Regions from separate parts of the Homo sapiens genome. Here all the other regions are linked to region 3. The links are chromatin loops, found by intact Hi-C in ENCODE. Cell type or tissue: A673. All regions are shown on one strand.

Region 1 (8,000 bases), 270 kb before region 3:
CCGGGCGCGGTGGCTCACGCCTGTAATCCCAACACTTTGGGAGGCCCAGGTGGGCGGATCATGAGATCAGGAGATTGAGGCCATCCTGGCTAACATAGTGAAACCCTGTCTCTACTAAAAATACAAAAAAATTAGCCGGGCGTGGTGGAGGACGCCTGTAATCCCAGCTATTGGGGAGGCTGAGGCAGGAGAATCGCTTGAACCCGGGAGGCAGAGGTTGCAGTGAGCTGAGATCATGGCACTGCCCTCCAGCCTGGGCAATAAGAGCGAGACTCCACCTCAAAAAAAAAAAAAATCTAGATTGAAAAGAACTTTCTGAAAGTTGACAATTGGGGGTTCTTTCTTGCCTGTCTCAGTTAAATATTAATGACAGCAATAATAATTAAAGTAACAACAATGACTGATATTTATGGAAGGCATAGTATGTACAGGGCTAGCCTAGCTTAACTATAACTGTTACCCGCCTATGAAAGGACTACCTGTGGTCTAGAGACAGTAAATAACTTCGCTAAGTTCTCATTGTCAGTAGTAAGTGGCAGAGCAGGAACTCAAAGACTATTTGACTCCACAAGTGCGCTCTAAATATTACTGTCTCTCATCTCCCTTTGTCTTATTTTAGGTTCAGTGAGGCTGAACTTATGAAGTGTGATCTTTGCTTTCAAAATGGAGCATTTTTGTGTGCTACAGGACTAAGCCAGTGGTGCAAAGTTATCCATGAAGTCAGATGGTAGGTGTGGACAGACAATGCATGATACACAGGCAAAAACTCAATGGAGAAACTCAATGACCTGCAGACTTAGTCTGCACTGATAGCAAAACGCTTTCCCCAATGATTTATTTTTCCCTTGCAAAGCAGACACTAGATTAGGAAGAGAGTGTTGTCACCATAATATGAGGCTTATCAAAAATTGGTGGAAAGGTAAGAAAACTGTATCTATTATATATTTTTAAGGCAAAATTATGTTGTCTTCCTTGAACATAAATTAAAAAGCTTAGACAGGACACCAAAAGCACAGAAAAAAGCACATAAAAGAAAAAAAAGGATGAATTGGACTTTATCAAAATTAAAAATTAATACACTTCAAATGACATTGTAAAGTGAAAAGATGACCCACACAGTGAAAGAAAATATTTGCAAATTATCTGTCTGATAAAGGGGTTGTGTCCTTACAACTCAATATTAACCCAATTAAATAATCACCAGGCCGGGCACGGTGGCTCATGCCTGTAATCCGAGCACTTTGGGAGGCCAAGGCGGGAGGATCACAAGGTCAGGAGATCGAGACCATCCTGGCTAACATGGTGAAACCCCATCTCTACTAAAAAATACAAAAAATTAGCTGGGCCTGGTGGCAGGCGCCTGTAGTCCCAGCTACTTGGGAGGCTGAGGCAGGAGGATGGCATGAACCCGGGGGGCAGAGCTTGCAGTGAGCCGAGATCGTGCCACTGCACTCCAGCCTGGGTGACAGAGCAAGACTATGTCTCAAAAATAAATAAATAAATGACCAAAAGATCTGAATAGATATTTCACCAAAGAAAATATACCGATGAGCAATAAGCAGTTGAAAAGGTGGTAATATCATTAGACTTTAGGAAAATGTAAATTAAAGTCACCATAAGATGCTACTTCATGCTCACTAGAGTGGCTGTAATAAAAAAGACACAATAACAAGTGCTGACAAGGATGTGGGGAAACTGGAACACCCATGCATTGCCTGTGGAAATGTGAAATAGCTCAGTTACTTTGGAAAATTCCAGTCATATAAAGGATTTTGTTTCCTCGATCTAGTTTCCTTGCATATTGGAATGCCTTTTTTGTGGTATGTTTCACATGTTGTTTTTTTGTGACCTAAAATTTTTTTTACATCAAAAATATCTTAAATCCTTTAAAAGATGAAGTAGCTAAACTTAGACCTTTTTGTTTTTGTTTTTGTTGTAACTTCTTTTAATCAAATTTATCGCAAGCAGCAGTTTATACCCAGAGCGGTGGATAATTAAATTTAAAATTCAGCTTTATTTAAATAATTTGATTTAAAATTTTGATAGGTGTCAGTTTTAATTTATATTTTGCCTTTTAAATTTAAGAGATAATTTAAAACATTTTAGAATAGAAACCATTTAAAATATTTTAATATTTTATATTTACTTACATACATATATTAAATAGAATGCATGCATATTTACGTGTGTTTGTGTTTGTTGATTTCCCTTCTCCTTCTTCCCCACACTATTTTTATATAGGGTGTGTTATTGTGGTTAAGTTTACAGTTGAGTCCACAGGGCTTATAATGTTGAGATGGGATCCAAAAGAATTAGAAAAATGGTCCTCATGCAGAAATCCCAGACTTCAGGTTGGATACAGGAACCAAAGAAATTTTGTGTTGCCTTCTTCTGGGAAGTGGATGAGATCGAGATGAGATTTCATGGCAAAATGTTAACTGGAAACTTTAAAAAAATATATACCTATGGAAAGGTATGTTGAGCAGCCAAAGGAACGAACTGTATTTATTTAGCAGCTAACTCTTGTTCTAATTTGGGAGGAGTCACCGATTGCATGTGCTCCCTCTCTTATTACAAAAGTCAGAGGGAGATGATAGGTTGTTACTCTTCATTCTGCCTGGACGCCAGGGTGGGAGCACATGAACCCGAGCTCTGCTACTTCTGTGCAGGGCTTTGAATTCTGATTGAGTGACACAGAGGAATATTATCACGGTTCACTCCGGACCGCAGCCTGTTTTTGTCTTAGGACCTTGGTCATAGTACTGCTCCCCCTGCCTGGAGCTTTTTGCCCCAAATCTCCTGTGGCAGCTCTGTTACTTCTTTCAGGTCTCGGCTCCAACGTCACTCCCCTGGCCATCTAAAACAGCCACCTCTTCTCATCATTCTCTGTTCTCTAACTGGGCTTTATTTTTCCATATGGCACATATACAGAATTATATATTTATTTTACATTGCTTTTTTTTGGTACTACAATGTACTGTATTCTCGTCAAGAATACAAACACTGTTTTGTTCACCACTTCATCTCCGGGGTGAGAACAGTGCCTAGCACAAGTAAGTGCTCAATACATTTTTGTGAAAAGTGAATCAATAAATGAAAGCTAGCCCAGTGCTTGGCAGGCCAATAAATACCTGTGAAACAGAACTGTATTAGTATTAGTTCTATATCAGGCTCACTTGGGCAGAAATTGAATCTGGTGAGTGACACAAAGATGAACACATAATAGAGTTTACTTCCAGCAGCAATTTGTTTCTTTTGTTAAGTTATGAAGCATGAAAACTTGGCCTAATTTAAAATGGCAACTGCTTGCAGGCCCTGACACAGTATCTGCCAACTTCCACTCAAATACTTAATGAGAACTAAGAAAAATATAGAAACCAGCCCTGACAGACAATCAGATGTAGAGCATCAGAAGAATTTTCACTAAGTCAAATGGTGCAGTATTAGGAAAGCAACTTGCAGTTCTCATGAAACAGTGAAGCCTGTTCCCTCAAAAGAAATTAAAACACACTTTCTTTGCTAGTAAGTGACACTAGTTAAAAGACAAGAAACAAAATATAGCATGTTGGTTACAAAATGCACCCCTACCCCCCAAGGAAATTAAAAAGAAAAGATTAGACTTAAAAGAATGAGTAAGATTTTTCTGGCAAATGCAAATGAAAAGAACACAGAGGTGGGAAAATTATTCTCTGACAGTGTAGAATCTGAGGCAAAAAAAGCATTAATGAGACAAAAGAGGAAATTTTATACTGATATAAGTTAAAATTCACACCAAAGGTAGAATAGTCAGTAATGTACATGCATTGTTTATCAAAGAGCCAGAAAAAAAGGAAGAATGGATAAAAGGTAATTGTGAGAGCTTCTGAAACATTTTTCATTTACTTTTACAAATCTGGTAGTTAAAAAATACACGTAGAGGAGAAAATCTGAACAATAAATTAAGATTTAATAGTATATTTGTATCCAGAAACTATATCCTCTTCTTGGGCACCCATTAATTTTTATAAAAATTGACTATAGGTTAGCATAGTGAGAAAATAACTTCCCCAAATGAAAATACAGATCAAATGTCCTGAAGATAGTGCAATAAAATTAGAAGTGAATAACAAAAGTGTAAGAAAGAAATTTTAGGCCAGGCGCAGTGGCTCATGCCTGTAGTCCCAGCAGTTTAGGAGGCCAAGGTGGGAGAACTGCTTGAGCTCAGGAGTGAGACCAGCCTGAGCAACATAGTGAAACTCTAGCTCTAAATTAAACAAACAAGCAAAAAAAAAACCAGCCACATTTTGTGGTGTGTGCCTGTAATCCCAGCTACTTGGGAGGCTGAGGCGGGAGGATTGTTTGAGTGCAAGAGGTCAAAGCTGCAGTGAGCTATGACCACACCACTGCATTCTAGCCTTCGTGACAGAGTGAGACCCTGGCTCAAAAGAAAGAAAGAAAGAGAGAGACAGAGAGAGAGAGGCAGACAGAAAGGAAGGAAGGAAGGAAGGAAGGAAGGAAGGAAGGAAGGAAGGAAGGAAGGAAGGAAGGAAGGAAGGAAGGAATTTTAGAAATAAATAAAAATAGGTCCAAGTGTGATGGGGCTCATAACAGTAATCCCAGCACTTTGGGAGGACAAGTCAGTGGATCGCTTGAGCTTAGGAGTTTGAGACCAGCCTGGGGAACATGGTGAAACCCTGTCTCTACCAAAAATACAAAAAATTAGCCAGTCTTGGGTCCGCCTGTGGTCCTAGCTACTTGAGAGGCTGAGGTGGGAGGATCGCTTCAGCCAGGGAAGTGGAGGTTGCAATGAGCCGAGATCACATCACTGCACTCCACCTGGGTGACAGAGTGAGACCTCATCTCAAAACAAACAAACAAACAAACAAATTTTCCCCAAAAATACTGAGTCAAAAGAGAAATAAAAAGTATGATTTCTGATGATTTAGAAATCAATGTAAAAAGAATATTTTCAGAAAACCAGCAAAACCAAACTCTGAGCAAAATCATTGGCTTAAGGAAGTACAAAAATAAATGAAGTGAATGTTCAACACAGAACTTATCAAAGTGATAAAACATAGGCATTGAAAATAGAAGGAAAAATAATATTGAGCAAATGTTAGTGGATTTGAAAAGAAGAACAATTTAATTGATAAATAATTAGATAAGTTTTAAAAGAAAAATAGTAAAATAGACAAATCGTGAGATTTGTCTGGGTAAAATTTTTACCCAGAAAAAGAGGGAAAACAGAATAAAAGAAATTTCAAATGAAAAACAGCAATGAAAAACAGATGTCCTCTGTCTATTAATACGTTTGAGGATTTGAAAGACATGGATGATATTTTGTGAGAACATAAAACTACCAAATAATCATGGATGAAAATTGAACTATTTGTTAAAAAATTATCTCTAAAGTAGATTTAAGGCCAAGCCAATGAGGTCTCAGACCATCACAAAATAAATAATTCCTATCTTGACTACATAAACTTTTTCAGAGTAAGATAAGTTCAGACATTATCAAACAAAATTTAACGTTATGTTATAATAATCATTTTTGATAACCAAGTACAGATTATATTAGTATTTCAAAGAAGTTTTATACATGTGATACTTCAGAAGGTTTAATATAAAAATTAATGTTTAATAAATGTAGAAAAGCCACCTAATATTATCAAGTTCATATCTAATAAAAATTTCTTAGAAAAAATATGGAGAATAGTCTATTTCCTCAGTGTGCGAAGAACATTTATCCCATATCAGCAGCAAACAATGTTAAATAGCAAAACGTATTCCCATTAAAATTAGATTTACGATTGTTCTGGATGCTCTGGCCAATGCCAATAATATATGAAATAAAAATATGAGAAATAGTATTGGAAAGAATGAGAAGAAGTTCTTACTAACCTATAAGATAGGTTAGTAAATTCCTGGGATATGATGTAAATAAAAATTGGTAGCATTTTGAATACCAGCAATAACTAGCTAGAAAATACAGTGGATAAAGTAGATTTCATTCCAAATAAAAGTAACAACGATAAAAAATGAACTACAATCAATTTCAATAAGAAATGTATGTCTCATATATATTATAAAACTAAAAAAGAGCCTTTGAAATTATTTATGATGCAATGTTATTTTTAAATGGCAGGACATAAATATATATTACAAGTTTAATGTTATATTACATGTCATATATATGCTTAGAAAAATATGGAAAGGAAATATAAGTAAATGTCAACAGCAGTAAAATAATAGGTAAGAGTTTTGCAGTCAGCAGAACAGGGTTGAATCCTCTCCACCTCTTGCAGAGACCCACTGAGGGTTAAGGCTTCAACCTGTGAATTTTGGGGAAATACAATTGAGTCCACAACAGATGCATTTGTGGAGGAAGGAGAAATCTGAAATTTACATTGATGTCTTTCAGAGTGCGCACAGGTATGTTAATATCATTCATTCATGGCAGTAACAATAAATATCCTTAATATTTTGCAGCTTATAAAGCCAGCTGACATATTTTTCTCAAATCACGGAAATGCCACCTCATCACTGAGGTCTTCTCTGAATAGCACCCCATGTATCATGTGGCATTATGTGTATATAATACTGTCCCCAGCCATTGTTCTCTTACCTAGCTTTACTTTTCATTTATCATCTTATCATCATCCAATATATTTGTTTTTTCAGCTTTATTAAGACATAAATGACAAAAATGGCATATATTCAAGTATACAATGTGATGATTTGATATACATATACATTGTGGGATGATTAGTCCAATTAAGTGAATGAACACATTCATCACCATGCAAGTTACCATCTTTTGTGTGTTTGTGTGTGATGAGGATACTTAAGATGTGCTCTCCCAGCAAATTTCAAGTAAATAATACAGTATTATTAAACATTATTATTAACTACAGTAAGCAAGCTATACATTAGACCCTCAGAACTTATTCATCTTATAACTGAAAGTTTGAACTCTTTGGCCAACATCTCCCCATTTTCATCCCCTTTCAGCCCCTGACAATCACAGTTCTATTCTCCACTTCCGAGTTTGACTTTTTTTTTTTTTTTTTAAAGAGACAGTGTCTCATTCTGTCACCCAGGCTGGAGTGCAGCGGCATTTTCATAGCCCACTGTAACCTTGATCTTCTGGGCCCAAGTGATCCTCCTGCCTTAGTCCCCTGAGTAGCTAGGACTACAGGCATGCACCACCATGGCCAGCTAATTAAAAAAAAAAAAAAAGTAGAGATGGAGTCTTGCTATGTTACCCAGGCTGATCTTGAACTCTTGGCCTCAAGCAATCCTTCCTCCTTGGCCTCCCAAAGTGCTGGGGTTACAGACATGATCCACTGTGCCCGGCCTATGAGCCTGACTTTCTAAAGATTCCACATAAAAGTGCGATCATACAGTATTTGTCTTTCTGTGTCTTATTTCACTTAACATAATGTCCTCCAAGTTAATCTACAGTGTTGCAAATGGCAGGGTTTCCTTTTTTAAGGCTGAGTAATATTCCATTGTGTATATATACCACATTTTTATTATCCATTCATCTTTCAGTGGATGCTTAGATTTTTTCTGTATCTTGGCTACTATAAATAATGCTGCAATAAACACAAAGGTGCAGGTGTCTCTTTGATATATTGATTTCATTTCCTTTGATTATATACCCAGTAGTGAAATTGCTGGATCATATGGTAGTTCTGTTTTTAATATTTTGAGGAACTTCATACTGTTTTCCATAATGGCTGTATCAATTTACATTCCCATCAACAGTGTACAGAGTTCTCTTTTCTCCACGCCTTTGCCAATACTTATTTCTTATTTTTGTTTGACAACAGTCACCCTAACAGGTATGATGTGATATTTCATTGTGGTTTTGATTTGCCTTTCCCTGATTATTAGTGATGTTGAACATTTTTTTTTCATATATCTATTAGTCCATTTGTATGTCTTCCTTGGAAAAGTACCTATTCAGTTGCCCACTGTTTAAATGGGTGGTTTTTTTTTTTTTTTTTTTTTTTTTG
Region 2 (8,000 bases), 170 kb before region 3:
ATAGATTTCTCCCTTAAAATTAAAAAGCAGACAAAAGACCTACATTTCTGCTGAGGGTTGATGGGTGGACTGTCACTTATTTGGGTTTATTTCAGTCATTCTTCATCTAACATGGCGTGGTATTAAGAACAGCACACTGCCGACAATGCTGATAGATTCATTTGGCTAAGCCACACCTCTGATATCACCCTTCCCCAATTTAAAAACTTTCATTGGTTCCCACTGACTGAATGAAAGAAGCTCAACTTTTTTGCCCTCTATAAACTGTTAAAATGATCATCCTAAAATATCAGTTAGCCTGTTACTCTTGTGCTTATAAAAGTCTGTTCAATTCTGGCTGCCAACTAGGTTAAATCTGTGTTCCACAACATCAAGTCCTGCCATGACCTGGCCCCTCATACCTTTCTGTCTTACATTTTTCTTTTTCTTTTCTTTTCTTTTTTTTTTTTTTTTGAGACAAGGTCTTGCTCTGTCGCTCAGGCTACAGTGTAGTGGCATGATCATGGCTCACTGCAACCTCAAACTCCTGGGCTCAAGCGATACTCTCATCTCAGCCTCCTGAGTGGCTGAGGCCACAGGTATATGCCACTATATCTGGCTAAGTTTTAAAATATTTTGTAGAGATGGGGTCTTGTTATGTTGCCCAGGGGTCTTGAATTCCTAGGCTCAAATCCTCCTGCCTTGGCCTCCAAAAGTGCTGAGATTACAGGCATGATCCACTGTGCCTGGCCTCTGCTTCATGCTTAGTGTCTCAGCAACACAGGACAGCTTGTCATATGCTCCCCAACACACATATTGTGCCATCTCCTGCCCTCCCCACTTCCCATCTTTACGACATCTTTCCCTTTGCCTCAACTGCTATTCTATTCTTTTCATTCTCCATATTCCCTTCTCTGGAAAATTCATTCTTAAAGTTCAGCTCTGATCATCTGAGTAATAATTAGAAAACATACTCATCTGCTTGGATCTGCATAGACTGTCTCCAGAAGAATCCAGAACAACTCGGTGACATTGGTTATCTCTGGGGAGGGAGTATTGAGTAGGCCTGAGGGATACACTTTAAGAGAGGGAAACTTTACTGTAAACCATTTTGTGCCTGTTAAATTTTGTAGCATATGAATATATTTCTCTGTTCAATTAAATATTAAATGAAGCATTTATAATGAAGGAAAAAGTTAATTTCTAAATTTACCTTTGCTGGGAAGCCTTCCCTGACTTTCTCTTACCGAGTTGATTGTGTGAAGTCCTGTTCATGTATCTGTCACCCCCTCCAGTCTCTACTGTCCTAGAATTCAGGGATTGCTCCTTATTCCTCCCTTATCCTTGTCCCTAGTGGTCTAGCACAGTGCCTGCTACTTCATAAGCCCTCAAAATAGCTGAGGAATAAAACAACTACACTTGCAAATGTATTTCCCACCACCTCTCAGACTCCTCTATGGTCACTGGCCATTTCTGCCTCTGGGGCTAGCTCCTACTGTCCCCTCTCCTTGGATTTCCCTTTCCCCCATTATTTTGTTTTTGAAGTCTCCTCATTTTTCAAGACTCAACTCAGCTTTCACCCCAGGAAGTCATCTTCTCCCTGTCTGCTTTCCCATACACTCCTGAAGAATTTTTTTTTGAGACGGAGTTTCAGTATTGTTGCCCAGGCTGGAGTGCAATGGCACAATCTCGACTCACTGCAGCCTCCACTTCCCAGGTTCCAGCGATTCTCCTGCCTCAGCCTCCCGTGTAGTTGGGACTGCAGGCGCCTGCCACCACACCTGGCTAATTTTTTTTTTTTTTTTTTAAGTAGAGATGGGGTTTCACCATGTTGGCCAGGCTGGTCTCGAACTCCTGGCCTCAGGTGATCCGCCTGCCTTGGGCTCCCAAAGTGCTGGGACTACAGGTGTAAGCCACCACGCCCAGCCACTCCTGAAGACTTTTCTTTATCCTTTATATAAGGGGCTGGTGAACTATGGCCCGTGGCCAAATCTGATCCATTGCCTGTCTCTGTAGATGAAGACAACTTTTATTTATTTATTTATTTATTCATTTATTTATAGATAGATAGGGTCTCACTCCGATGCCCAGACTGGAGTGTAGTGGTGCAATCTCTGTCCACTGCAGCCTTGACTTCCTGGGCTCAGGCGATCCTCCCACATCAGCCGCTCAAGTAGCTGGGGCTACAGATGTGCACCACCACTTCCAGCTAATCTTTTGTATTTTTAGTAGAGGCAGGTTTCACCATGTTGCCTAGGTTGGTCATGAACTCCTGGACTCAAGCGATACCTGCCTCGGTCTCCCAAAGTGCTAAGATTACAGGCGTGAGTCACTGTGCCCAGCCGACACCCATTCTTTCACACATCATCTATGGCTGCCTTCTCCTTCCAATGGCAGAGTTGAGCATTGCAATGGAGACCCTCAGGCCTGCAAAGCCAAATGTATTATTTATCTGGATTGTTACAGAAAAAGTTTGCTCTCTCCTGATTTATATCATAATTATACCTATTTACTATTCTGCTCATTAAGATACAAACTTGGACTCAAACTCTGTGTTGAATCCAGTCAAAGTCACTATCCTGGCAAAAGAAGCTGCCCACCCCTCCTGAGAACCTCCGAATGCCACCACACAGAGCATCTTCCCATTCCCAGAGCCATTCGCATCCTTTCCTGCTTCAGCTTTGAGCTTGCGGTCTGTCTCCGCCTGAACTCAGCTCTCTCAGGATGGTTTTTTCTTGTCCTCCTAGTCACACCCCAACTCCCCAACCTAGAGAGGCATTCCCTGACCCCCTTACCTATTTAGGTACTGGTGCTAGTTTCTGTTCTGACACCTGTGTATCCCTGCATGACACATACTACAAGCTGTAATTATTTTTATTTATCTGTTTGGCTCTCTCTCTCTTACTAGACCGTGAGTTCCTTGAAGGCAGGAACGTTATCTATCTAGTTTCCTACTGTATTTGCAGTGTCTTTTTTTTTTTTTTTTTTTTTTTGAGACAGGGTCTTGCTCTGTCACCCAAACTGTAGTGCAGTGGTGCCATCACAGCTCTTGATTTGCAGTGTCTCTCACAGTGTCTGTCACAAAGAGGGTAAATACTATAGGAAATACTATTTACTGACTAAACAGATGACAGACTGACTAAATCTTTGTCTCCATCAGAGTGACTAGCTGAGTGTCTAACAGGCACTCAACACTATTTGTTGAATGAATGAATAATGTAAGAGGGGACACTTAATCATGACAATACTGATAAATGAAAGTAACTCATTGCAGAGTTCTCTCCACCCTTTAATATCAAGCTCATGGAAAAGAATAGCCTCCTTCAGCTCCATTTAAATTATTCAGGACAAAGGAAAGGAAGTAGGCTCTCAAGGGAGATGCTAGAATATCCTCTGATTGTGTGTGTGTGTCTATGTGTGTGTGTGAGTGTGTGAGACAGAAAGAGAGAGAGCCAGAGAGAGAGAGAGACAGACAGAGAGAGAGAGAGAGAGAGAGAGAGAAATATGTATTAGCCTGCAGGTCGGGCTGCTGTCCATGGACTTGGGGAATAAGGGAATGCACTAGTTCTATGGGGCTTTGCACAAATACGCTGCCAGTGGACTGTGAAATCTGTTTTTCCTTAGAATCAGCAGTTCAGAAGTTGGAATATCTACTTAATGTGTTTTTTAAAGCAATACTGTTTTGGATTATAAAATTGATGAACGCATTGCAAAGAATTTAAAAACTAAAGAAAATATAAATAAGAAAATAAAAATTACCCTTAATTTCACCGGGTATTTTGTCTTACCTATACGTATTTTAGATTTTCTTCCTCTCTCCTTCCCTCTCCCTTCCCCTCCCTCCTTTTCTCCCTCCCTCTCTTCCTTCATTCATTTCTTCTTTTTTTCCGATACATTTGAGACCTATTTAGCATTATATCCTGAACATTATCTCATAACATTAATTTTTTTCAACAATAACATTTTAAAGAACTATATAATATTCCAGAAATTTACTCCAGGAAATTTATTCAATCCCCCATATGAGTTGTTTTCTATTTTTTGGTGTTATCACTCTATAATTAACTAATGCACAGTTCTACAGTGGACAGATTTGGTAGTTTTGCCTTTCTTTTAACTAGATTTATAGAAGTAGAATTATTGGCTAAAAATATAAAATTTTACATTATTGTTTACAGGTATGGCCAAATTAATTCTGTGGGACTGATATAGATCCACAGTCCTAGCCTCATGCCTATTTTACCATAGACTTTCTTCAATATTATTACATTGCTATTGATACAGAAGGGGGACAGAGAAGTGCTGGGTAGAGGAGGACATGGTCCCTGGCTAGGGCTACACCCGCAAGCCTATGCCCATGGATCTAGGTGAAGACAGGCATTTTTGTTTCCCTGCTCAAATGTTTCATTTCTCAAGACCACCCTGGCCTGCCATGCCCCCATCCTGGGCCTATAGAAACCCTGAGACCCTAGCAGGCAGATACACAGGTGGCTGGACGTTGAGAGGATCAGAAGAGTGGAGGAACAGGGATGGGGGTTGGCTGGATGTTGAGAGGAACACACCAGCGTAGGAGCACACGGGCACGCCAGCAGGTCATCAACGGGTGGAAGGAGGCAAAGTTTGGCCAGGGCAGTTAGAGGAGAGCCCAGACTGCTGAGTGGCCTGACTCCAGGGGAAAACCATCTCCCTTCTGGCTCCCCGATCTGGTGAGAGCTACCTCCACTCAATAAAACCTTGCACTCATTCTCCAAGCCCATGTGTGATCCGATTCTTCTGGTACACCAAGACAAGAACCCTGGGATACAGAAAGCCCTCTGTCCTTGTGATAAGGCAGGGGTCTAATTGAGCTAACTAACACAAACTGCCTATGGACAGCTAAACTACAAGAGCTCCCTGTAACACACGCCCTGGGGCTTCAGCTATAAACATTCACCCCTAGACACTGCCGAGGGGTCGGAGACCCACAGCCTGCCCATCTGTATGCTCCCCTAGAGGTTTGAGCAGGAGGGGCATTGAAGAAGCAAGCCACACCCCCATCACATGCCGTGTGAGGGGGACAAGGGAAACTTTCCAGTTTCACTATCACATAATACTTATTTTTAATGAGAAAGCATCAGTTAAAATGTTTATTATTAAATCTCTTTTCCTATAAACCTATTTTCCCTATCCACATTCTTCTTTGGAGCTTAAGTACTTTAAAATTCAATCAAACTTAAATAATAATTGATATCTTCTAGGTGGTTGATTATGCTTCCAACTAAAAGTAATATTTAAGTATAGTATTTAGAGTCATTTGATATAATAACAGCTCGCTTAACCATGAGCCAATTTACTGACTCTTTTTTAACTTTTCAGAATACTAAATACCAGAGAGAAATAGAAAGAAATGCATTTTTAAAGGCTAAATCATGGTCAAAGATCAGCTAAATGTATGGTACATGGACAAATCCCAACAAAATCATCTGGCAGGGGTTGTGCTTTGGGTGTTCATTAAAAGCACCTCTTCCTGGGCCTTACCCAACACCCACCAAGTCAGAATACCTTGTTGTCAAGGTATAGGAATCTGCATTTAAAAAATTTTTTTATTTCAATTGGTTTTTGTGGAACAGGTGGTGTTTGGTTACATGGATAAGTTCTTTAGTGGTGATTTGTGAGATTTTGTTGCACTCACAACCCAGGCCGTGTACACTGTACCCAACATGTAGTCTTTCATCCCTCACCCCATCCTACCCTTTCCCCTGAGTCCCCAAAGTCCATTGTATCATTCTTATGCCTTTGCATCCTCATATCTTAGCTCCCACTTATGAGTGAGAACACATGATGTTTGGTTTTTCATTCCTGAGTTACTTCAGTTAGAATAATGGTCTCCAATTCCATCCAGGTTGCTGTGAATGCCATTATTTTGTTCCTTTTTAAGGCTGAGTAGTAAGGAATCTGCATTTTACTAAGGCTTGTGGAATTCAGAAATCACTGCTGACTTTCCTCTTCATGCTGAGTCTATTTATTCTTGCTTTACCCAGAATCTACTGGGCCTCGATAAGGTGTGCATATCCCTAACCAGATGGCCCTCATTCAAACAGAATTATGGTGAAGGGGACTTGCCACTAGGGCATATTTTCCCTCTTTGGACGTGAGATCTTGACTATCATCAGAGAGGGGCCATGTGTTCTAGGAATCTAAGTGTAATAAATATGATACCCAAAGGACGATCTTTACCTTGATAATTTATGAAGATGATCCTGATTCCTTTACTGCCAGTGGGCAAGGCTGGTCTTCGCCTTGGGGGATGAAGTGACACTGAGGATAGGGCAGAGGAGACCCTGGATGGCAAGCAAAGGTCTGCTGTAGAAAACAGAAGGTACCCACAGAAATTCTGTGAAGTAATGCATACAAAAGAAAAGTATCTGCCAGGCACAGTGGCTCACGCCTGTAATCACAGCACTTTGGGAGGCCAAGGCAGGCAGATCACTTGAGGTCAGGAGTTGGAGACCAGCCTGGCCAACATGGAGAAACCCCGTTTCTACTAAAAATACAAAAATTAGCTGGGCATGGTGGCAAGTGCCTGTAATCACAGCTGCTCGGGAGGCGGAGGCACAAGAATCGCTTGAACCCGAGAGGTGGAGGTTGCAGTAGGCCAAGATCATGCCACTGCACTCCAGCCTGGGTGACAGAGTGAGACTGTGTCTCAAAAAAAAAGCCTTCCTTTTGGCTGGAACCACCATCTTCCAGTAATTCGCCAAAATGATGAACACAAAGAGAAAGAGAAGAGGCACTGATATATGTTCTCCAGGCCTTTTAGAGAACATGGAATTGTTCCTTTGGCCACATAGATGTGAATCTATAAGAAAGATGATATTGTAGACACCAAAGGAATGGGTACTGTTCAAAAAGGAATGCCCCATAAGTGTTACCATGGCAAAACCGGAAGAGTCTACAATGTTACCCAGAATGCTGTTGGCATTGTTGTAAATAAACAAGTTAAGGGGAAGATTCTTGCCAAGAAAAAGAGAGAAGCCAAAGAGAAAGTACCTGGGTTCAACTGTGCCTGCCTGCTCCACCTAGAGAAGCATGCTTTGTAAAAACCATTGGGAAGGAGCCTGAGCTGCTGGCACCTAGTCCCTATGAATTGATGGCACGATAGGTGTTAAAATAAAAGACCTCTGGACTGTAAAAAATGTGTCTCTTTTTTTCAGTAGAGTGTGGTGTCCCGTCCCCCAAAGAAATTTTTAAAGCAAAAAAAAAAAAAAAAAAGGTATCTTTTTAAAGCAATGTTCTTCAAATGTTGTTCATTGCCCTTAAAATGTTTTTGAAAAATTATTTACTCCTTACATATTTTAAAGTTGAGAACTAAAATATTTCATCATAAGGTTAACAAGTTGTATAAAAGCTGGATAATTTCTAGCAAACTTTGATGCTGTAAAATGAAAATGGTTTGATTAACTCTTTTAGCTTCAACTAGTGGAAATTAAATATCCTAGGGATTTGATATGTCAGTCCTTTTCCTGTTTCCATTCTACTTCCTGCACAGACTTTACTATAGTATATTTTAATGCTTGAAAGGTTTCTTATTGGTCACTGTCACACTTGCCTGAATCAAGATATTATAAAGTTAATATTTAAATTTTTAATATTTTCTGTGAGTTTGCTATTCTAGATGTTAAAAATTTCTTCTCTGTTACCATTACAACTATTATTTGTACTAATTTGCTGAAAACAACAAATGTATTATTTGTAGATAATTGTGAAACTAGACTATAATAAAACTTTATTGGAAGTGCATATCTTTTTTTTTTTTTTTTAATAGGCATGGGGTCTCACTATGTTGCCCAGGCTGGTCTTGAACACCTGGGTTCAAGTGATCCTCCCCCCCTTGGCCTCCTACAGTGCTGGGATTATAGGTGTGAGCCACCAACGCCAGGCTGTAATTGCATATCTTAAATGAGATGGATGGGGCTTTTCCCTCCCTTCCCATTAACTTCTAAATATGTTTTACTTTCCAAAAGAGACAGGGTTCAGCATCA
Region 3 (8,000 bases):
GTTCTTTATATATAGTCATGTGCCACATGACAACATTTTAGTCAATGACGGACTGCCTATACGACGGTGGTCCCGTAAGAATATAATGAAGCTGAAAAATTCCTATTGCCTAGTTAGGTCATGGCCATCCTAGCATTGTAGTGCAATGCATTATTCACATGTTTGTGTCGAGGCTGGTGTAAACAAAGCTACTGGGCTGCCCCTTGTATAAAGTCTAGCACATAAAATTATGTGCAGTACATAATACTTGATAATAAATGACTATATTACTGGTTTATATATTTAATATACTATACTTATTATTATCATTTTAGAGTATACTCCTACTTTAAAACAAATTTAACTGTGAAACACTTTCAGGCAGGTCCTTCAGGAGGTATTCCGAAGGCATTGTCAGCATAGGAGATGACAGCTCCCTGCATGTTATTGCCACTGAAGACCTTCCAGTGGGACAAGATGTGGAGGTGGAAGACAGTGATATTGATGATCTTGACCCTGTGTAGGCCTAGGGTGTGTTTGTGTCTTAGTTTTTAATAAGAAACGTTTAAGGACTACAAATGTAGTTTTTAAAATAGGAAAAAAGCTTATAGAATAAGGATATAAAGAAAATATTTTTGTACAGCTTTACAAAAAGCCAAAAGGTTACAGTATGCTAAAGTTAATTTATTAGTGAAGAATGAAAAACATTTTTAATAAGTTTAGTGTAGCCTTAGTGTACAGTGTTTATAAAGTCTACAGTGTATAAAGCATACAGTCATGTCCTAGGCCTTCACATTCATTCACCACTCACTCACTGACTCACCCAGAGAAACTTCCAGTCCTGCAAGCTCCTTTCATGGTAAGTGCACGACACAGGTGTACCACTGTTTCTCCTTTATACTATAGTTTTACTGTGTCTTTTCTATATTTAGGTGTGTTCAGATACACAAATGCTTACCATTGTGTTACAATTGTCTAGGGTATTCAGGATAGTAACATGCTGTACAGGTTTGAGCCAAGGAACAATGGGCTGTAGCATATAGCCTTGGTGTGTAGTAGGCTATACCATCTAGGTTTGTGGAGGTACACTCTATGATGCCTGCACATTGACAAAATCACCTAGCAACATGTTTCTCAGATGTAGCCCCACTATTAAGTGGCACATGACTGTATTCTGGTTACAAGTCCTTTATCAGATATGTGTTTCATATACGGTTTCTCCCAGTCTGTGGCTTGTCTTTTCATTGTTGTTCGAAGTGTAGCTACTTTCTTCTCTGCATCTCAAAGCTGCCGGACTGTTTTATTCTCTCCTCACCACCGATCACTTTCTGAAATGATTTTGTTTACTACAGACACCCCCTTACCAGATTGCAAGTTCCACAAGGCCAGTGACCTCACCTATCTGAATCACCACTGTATTCTCAAGACTTAGATCTGTGCCTGGCACGTAGTAGGCACACAAGAAATAATTGTTGAATAAACAGTGATAACATCCACTAACAGGAAAACAGTTTGGAGATTTCTCAAAGGACTAAAACTAGAACCACCATTCGACCCAGCAATCCCATTACTGGGTATATGCCCAAAGGAAAAGAAATCATTCTACAAGAAAGATACATGCACTCATATGTTAATCACAGCACTATTGACAATAACAAAGACATGGAATCAACCTGGGTGCCCATCAGTGGTGGACTGGATAAAGAAAATGTGGTACATATACACCATGGAATACCTCATAGCCATAAAAATACACCATGGAATACCTCATAGCCATAAAAAAGGATGAAACCATGTCATTTGCAGCAACGTGGATGCAAGCTGGAGGCCATTATCCTAAGATATTAATGCAGAAACAGAAAACCAAATATAGCATGTTCTCATAAGTGGAAGCTAAACATTGGGTACACAGGGACATACAGATGGGAACAATTGATAGTGGGGACTACAGGTGTCTATTGACAGGAGAGAGGGAGGGAGACAAGGACTGAAAAACTTGTCTACTGGGTACTATGTTCACTATCTGAGTGACCCAAACCTTAGCATCATGCAATATTATACCTAGGTAACAAACCTGTATATGTACCCCTGAATCTAAAATAAAAGTTGAAATTTTCGAAAGGATGCAGTTTAAAAAAAAATAGTGTAAAAGTAATACGAGAACTTTTAGCACTACCTCTTCAATTTTTATGTTAATTCAAATCTGTTCTACACAATGTCTATTAATTTTTTTAAACCTGGCAGCGCTGTTTCAGAAAAAGATCCATGTTAGCTAACGTCTAACAGTTAGATAAATTTCTGAACATTGGGCCGGGCGCGGTGTCTCATGCCTGTAATCCCAGCACTTTGGGAGGCCAAGGCGGGCGGATCACGAGGTCAGGAGATCGAGACCATCCTGGCTAACATGGTGAAACCCCGTGTCTACTAAAAAAAAAAAAATACCAAAAATTAGCTGGGCGTGGTGGCGGGCACCTGTATTCCCAGCTACTCAGGAGGCTGAGGCAGGAGAATGGTGTGAACCCAGGAGGCAGAGCTTGCATTGAGCTGAGATCGCGCCACTGCACTCCAGCTTGGGTGACAGAGCGAGACTCAATCTCAAAAAAAAAAAAAAAAGAAAAAAAAATTCTGAACATTATACTGAGATGTTGTTTACTATTAAAAGTGAACTAAATATTAAAAATTGTCAGTATAGCTATATGTCTGTAGTTGTAGCACTACTGATTGACTTAAATTTGCACACATGAAATAAAAGAATACAGTATAGCAAAAAACAAAAGAAAACAACAAAACCAAAACATCTGCTAATACCTCCTGAGGGCTTATTAGGCTCTAGGTACTCTGCTGTTTACTTCTCATGGTTTACATCATCTAACCCTCAGAGTAACACTATTAGGTAGCTTCTATTATTACTTCTACTTAATAAGGATGTGATAATAATAACAAAGGCTGTGCTGTTTGGAGCTCTTAGCTCCAAATCTACCATCCTCTGCCATCATGTGATGCTGGAGCTGATACTCTACAAACCTAATTTCTGTTTTGCCAGCTGCTCTTTGTTAGGTCACCAGTAAGGGGCACTAGAGGGAGCTTGCAGGATGGAGAGAAAAGGGACTTGTTCTTCTTGGTCTGGCTTGCTATTACTGTCGGGATCTCTCTAGCATCAGGGGTTTAAAGCTGGCAAGTCCTTGGTTCCAGGAGTAGTAGCTCGTTCCAAGTTGCAGTTTTTCCCACTATCAGAACCAGGTGCATCAAACTCTCTCAGAGATGCCAACACCAGCAGGTATCCCCTCCTCAAAAGCCTAAGATCCAGCATTGTGGGGTCCCTCTCCCAAGTCTTTTACCTTCTCTTCCCGTTTCTACCCCCATCTCTCTCTTTTAAGGTTTTCTGTTACGTTTTAACAATCCTGACCTCTTTGTCCCTCCAACAGCTGGGGTGGTAGCAGCTTCCTGCGATTACTTCCTGTGGGATACTCTGGGCTCCTTTTTTGCCTTTTCAGTTTTCTAAGACATGTTTAATAATACTTGGTGTTAAACTCTAATACAATAAGTGGGATCTTGACTAACACAGGAAACTGAGCGCAGAGAATTAACAATGTCAAACCGACAGCAGAGCAGGAATTAGATGCTTACACAATTAGCTTCAATAGAAGGAAGAAAGTGAGAAATGCCCCTAGAGGGGAACAAACAAAAGAAAAGGGTAATTTGGCAGGATCTATTAAAACCTATTACAATGTATCCCCAGAGAATGGGAAAAGACTATATGGCTTGGGCAGCTCCTACTTACACTGGGGAGACAATCTAATAAATGTCCTTTTCATTACTGTTTAAGACCCAACCCAGCTATGGCTTCCTCCCCATAAGCTGCGGTGGCAGACACTCTTGGATGCTTCCCAGTACCAAGAAGCTCTTTCTTCCTAGCTGGTGTTTTCTTACAGAGGGTAGGAAAGCCAGAATCCTGCTCTCACTGTCAGTGTCCCGTCAGGAAGTATACAGGGGAGAGCCAGGACTTATGACCTAGTTCTGGCCAAAGAAATATAAAAGGAAACTTCTGGAGGAGGCATCTGAGAAAAAGTTATTTTCAGACTTGCAGAGTGTCCTTCATTAAGCTCCCCAACCTTTTTTGCTTCCCTGGCTACCTTCTGCTTCCTGCCCTTGAATGTGGTTGAGACACCGGAAGCTGTGGCTGCCATGTTGGACTATGACAAGATGAAGGATGACTGGAAAGGACAGGGGTAATCTGTATTAGTCACAGTGCTTCAGAGAAACAGAACCATCAGGAGATTATCTATCTATCTATCTATCTATCTATCTATCTATCTATATTTTTTTCAGAGATGGGGTCTCACTCTGTCACCCAGGCTGAAGTGCAGTAACTTGAGCATAGCTCCCATCAGCCTCAAACTCCTGGACTCAAGCGATCCTCCCATCTCAGCCTCCCAAGTAGCTAGGACTACAGGTGTGTGCCACCATGCCTAGCTAATTTATTTTAATTTTAATTTTTGTAGAGATGGGGTGTCGCTATGTTGCCCAGGCTGGCCTCAAACTCTTGGCCTCAAGCAATCCTCCTCCTCTGCCTCCCAAAGTGCTGGGATTACAGGTGTAAGCCACTGCCCCTGACCTGAGAGATATTTATTAAAAGGCATTGGCTCACATGATTATGGTGGCTGAGAAGTCCCAAGATCTGCCATCTGTAAGGTGGAGACCTAGGAAAGCCAGTAGTGTATGTAGTTCAAAGTCATGAGGAGCAGGTAGCTGATGGTGTAGATTCCAGTCTGAATCTGAAGGCTGAGAACCAGCACACCAAGGGCAGGAGATGATTCTTGTCCCAGCTCAAGTAGTCAATTAGTTAGATTAATTTTTTACATAAGTATGATCATTCTATATGTATTCTGCTATTTGATTTTTTTTCCACTTAACAGAAGGGGCAAATCTAGCCTTTGTCTGCCTTTTTATTCTAGTCAGGCCCTCAGCAGATTGGTGACACCCATTCACACTGGGGAGGGCCACCTGCTTTACTCAGTCCAATACAAATGCTTATTTCTCAAAGACATGCCCCAAAATAACATTTAATCATATATCTGGGCATCCCGTGGCCTACCCAAGGTGACACATAAAATTAACCATCACAGAACTTATGTCCTCAGTGACATTGTTGAGATGAATGTGGTACACAATTGTACCATTTGATTTCTTGCTAAGAAACTAAACCTTATGGTTTAAATCACTATTACTTCATTTATTTCTTGTAGCTGAATACATTATACTTGGTACATCTTCCAGCCCCTCAGCTGGGAGTATGTTTCTTTTCTCTAGGTTTACCAATCATTTTTTGAATTTCCCTATGATTTTGCTTTAGAGCCTGGCTAACTTTCTTTCATATATTAAAAAGATTTGTAAACGCATCTTCTTTGCTCTACTAGACTTGAAGCTATTAAGGCCAGGTGCTCTAATTCATCTGGGTATTCCACAGGATTTCTAGGAGAGTACCTACCATACCTAAAAAATCCACGTGCATATCGTGTACCTACATATGTGAGTTATAGCTACCTCTTATATTCAGTTTACAATTGTGTTGTGAGAAGAATCTTAGTTAAAAGCACCAACTCTGGATTCAGACAGAACTGAGTTCATATGTTGACTCCACCCCTTATTAGCGAGGTAGCCTAGGGTAAATCCTGACCATATCTACATTTCACCATCCTCCAAGGCCCAATTGAAATATTTTCTCTACGTGAAACCACCTGTGCTCTCTCCCTCCCAAATTTGAAAGCATTATTTCCCTCTTAACTCTTCACTCCCTTTTCTGAAATGTAGACTTTTAAATTAATTTTTTACGTAAGTATGATCATTCTATATGTATTCTGCTACTTGATTTTTTTCCACTTAATATATCTTGAAAATCCTTTTTCAGTTCAACATATATGGACCTACCTTATCTCCATAGTATTCAATACTACAGATTTATCAAAATTTATTTAATTATTCCATTAATGAATATTTCTGTTGTTTCTAATTTGTGCACATTAGGTACAATTTCACTATTAGTGTGCATGCTTCTTTCTACCAATGTGCAAGTATCTCTCTCAGGGAGACACCAAGATGTAGAATGACTGGTAAAGATAAGCACATCTAGAAATCTAACAGATTGTACCAATGCCTTCTAATTTGGTTGTTAACAATAGTCAAAAGTTAAAATCATTTCACTACTCTTTCTTTGACTTTACTTAACTTTTCAGATTCTGTAAGAGTAAGAATAAGAGGCCTTTCAACTGGTCAGAGCCACTTGTTCTGGTTTTTCACCCATCATCCTCCACACTCCACTCCCCATCTGTGGGGCAGTTTGGTAGATGAGATGGAAGAGGCTGGGCACAGTGGCTCACGCCTGTAATCCCAGCACTTTGGGAGGCCAAGGCGGGCAGATCACTTGAGCCCAGGAGTTCAAGACCAGCCTGGGCAATATGGTGACACCTCGTCTCTACTGAAAATACAAAAATTAGCGGGGCATGGTGGCGCACACCTGTAATCCAGGCTACTCAGGAGGCTGAGGCAAGAGAATCACTTGAACCCAGGAGGCGGGGGTTGCAGTGAGCCAAGATCAGGCCACTGCACTCCAGCCTGGGCAACAGAGTTAGACTTGGTCTCAAAAAAAAAAAAAAAAAAAAAAAAAAAAAAGATGAGATGAGATGTAAGAGCATAGGCTTTGCAGTTCACCAAGTGGCTCGGACACTGTAGCTGTGTGACCAGGGAAATGTTGCCAGACTTCTTTAAGCTGATGTTTCTATTATCTGTGAAATTGCATGAGAAGAATTCCAGAGGACTGAGGAGACTGAAATAATGCTTAACCAGCCTCTTTGCCTTACGACCATCTTCTCTTTTCCCTCCTTTCCTCCACCCTTTCCTGTCACCTTGGAGACCTTGGGACACTTATATTTATACTCAAAATCATGACTGGTAAAGTGAGTCTGAAATAAAAATGATCTTCTATAGATAATTTTATTCTCTTGAGCTTCTACAACAGGGGTGGACACACTACATTTGTCTCTAAATCAGTCTAACATCTGAGTAAATCCTACCCATGGTAAGCCCCCAATTAACAACTCTTGAAAGATGAGTGGATTCTATTTTAACTACAGCAGTTCCTGGGTAAAGCTTTTGGTGGGGATCCAGGACTTTTTAAACACTAAAAACAAAACTAATTCCTATTTGCCACTTTGACAATATTATATTCGAGGTTAATCTAGGGATGCAAATTTCTGACCAAATCCAAAAAAATTGATGTCAGTATTAAAAACAAACAGAGCTGGTCGCGGTGGCTCATGCCTATAATCCCAGCACTTGGGGAGGCCGAGGCAGGCAGATCACAAGGTCAGGAGATCGAGACCATCCTGGCTAACACAGTGAAACCCCATCTCTACTAAAAATACAAAAAAAAAAAAAATAGCTGGATGTGGTGGCACGCACCTGTAGTCCCAGCTACTCGGGAGGCTGAGGCAGAAGAATTGCTCAAACCCGGGAGGCAGAGGTTGCAGTGACCTGAGATCGCACCACTGCACTCCAGCCTGGGTGACAGAGTGAGACTCTGTCTCCAAAAAAAAAAAAAAAAAAAAAAAAGAGAACAGACAGGATGAGATTCAAAAGAATCCGGTGCAATACCAAGGAGGAGGAAGTGCTGAGAAAACATAACGCCATGTATTGGAGAGGTCAGACTTGGGAATCAAACTGATTAATGGGTCTGCTGAAGAGCAGATAGAGTTCTTTAGAAATTCAACTAGAGTAGAATAATCTCAGTGTCAACTGCCATATTAACGTCAAGTAAAAGGGTCTGGATAAAAATGTGACTTTATAGCTCTTCCAATTCTGTGCACAAGGTAGCTGGTCTGGGAAGGATTACATTCAAGTAGGTGAAATGCACAGACTCTTCATGAAAGAAACCATGACATAAAAAAAAATCAACATTTCAGTTAAGTAAAGATTGCTTAGGTAGAGGTAAAACAATTTAGCATATTATGAAAAACTCCTTGTTG

What was found. A loop is a pair of places that touch in the nucleus more often than their neighbours do. Peaks named below come from ENCODE experiments on the same cell type or tissue, not always from the same donor. Only the 100,000 strongest peaks of a DNase experiment are listed, where the experiment ranks them.
Region 1: it touches region 3 in a loop (15-fold over the local background); 3 of 110 quality-filtered maps call a loop at or near these places.
Region 2: it touches region 3 in a loop (5-fold over the local background); 4 of 110 quality-filtered maps call a loop at or near these places.

The regions. Positions count from the first base shown.
Region 1 is chr3:66,535,306-66,543,305 of GRCh38, forward strand. No RefSeq gene overlaps it. Among named protein-coding and RNA genes, the nearest start is that of LRIG1, 38 kb to the left of the region's middle. In A673, no CTCF peak of the experiment used is centred here; DNase peaks (open chromatin) are centred at 3,306 and 4,366; H3K27ac peaks cover 3,542 bases.
Region 2 is chr3:66,630,429-66,638,428 of GRCh38, forward strand. It overlaps the pseudogene RPL21P41. Among named protein-coding and RNA genes, the nearest start is that of LRIG1, 130 kb to the left of the region's middle. In A673, no CTCF peak of the experiment used is centred here; a DNase peak (open chromatin) is centred at 3,323.
Region 3 is chr3:66,800,354-66,808,353 of GRCh38, forward strand. The region is part of intron 2 of LOC105377144 (a long non-coding RNA gene); the gene reads right to left. Among named protein-coding and RNA genes, the nearest start is that of KBTBD8, 190 kb to the right of the region's middle. In A673, a CTCF peak has its summit at 3,029 (motif pointing right); DNase peaks (open chromatin) are centred at 3,068 and 3,598; H3K27ac peaks cover 1,869 bases.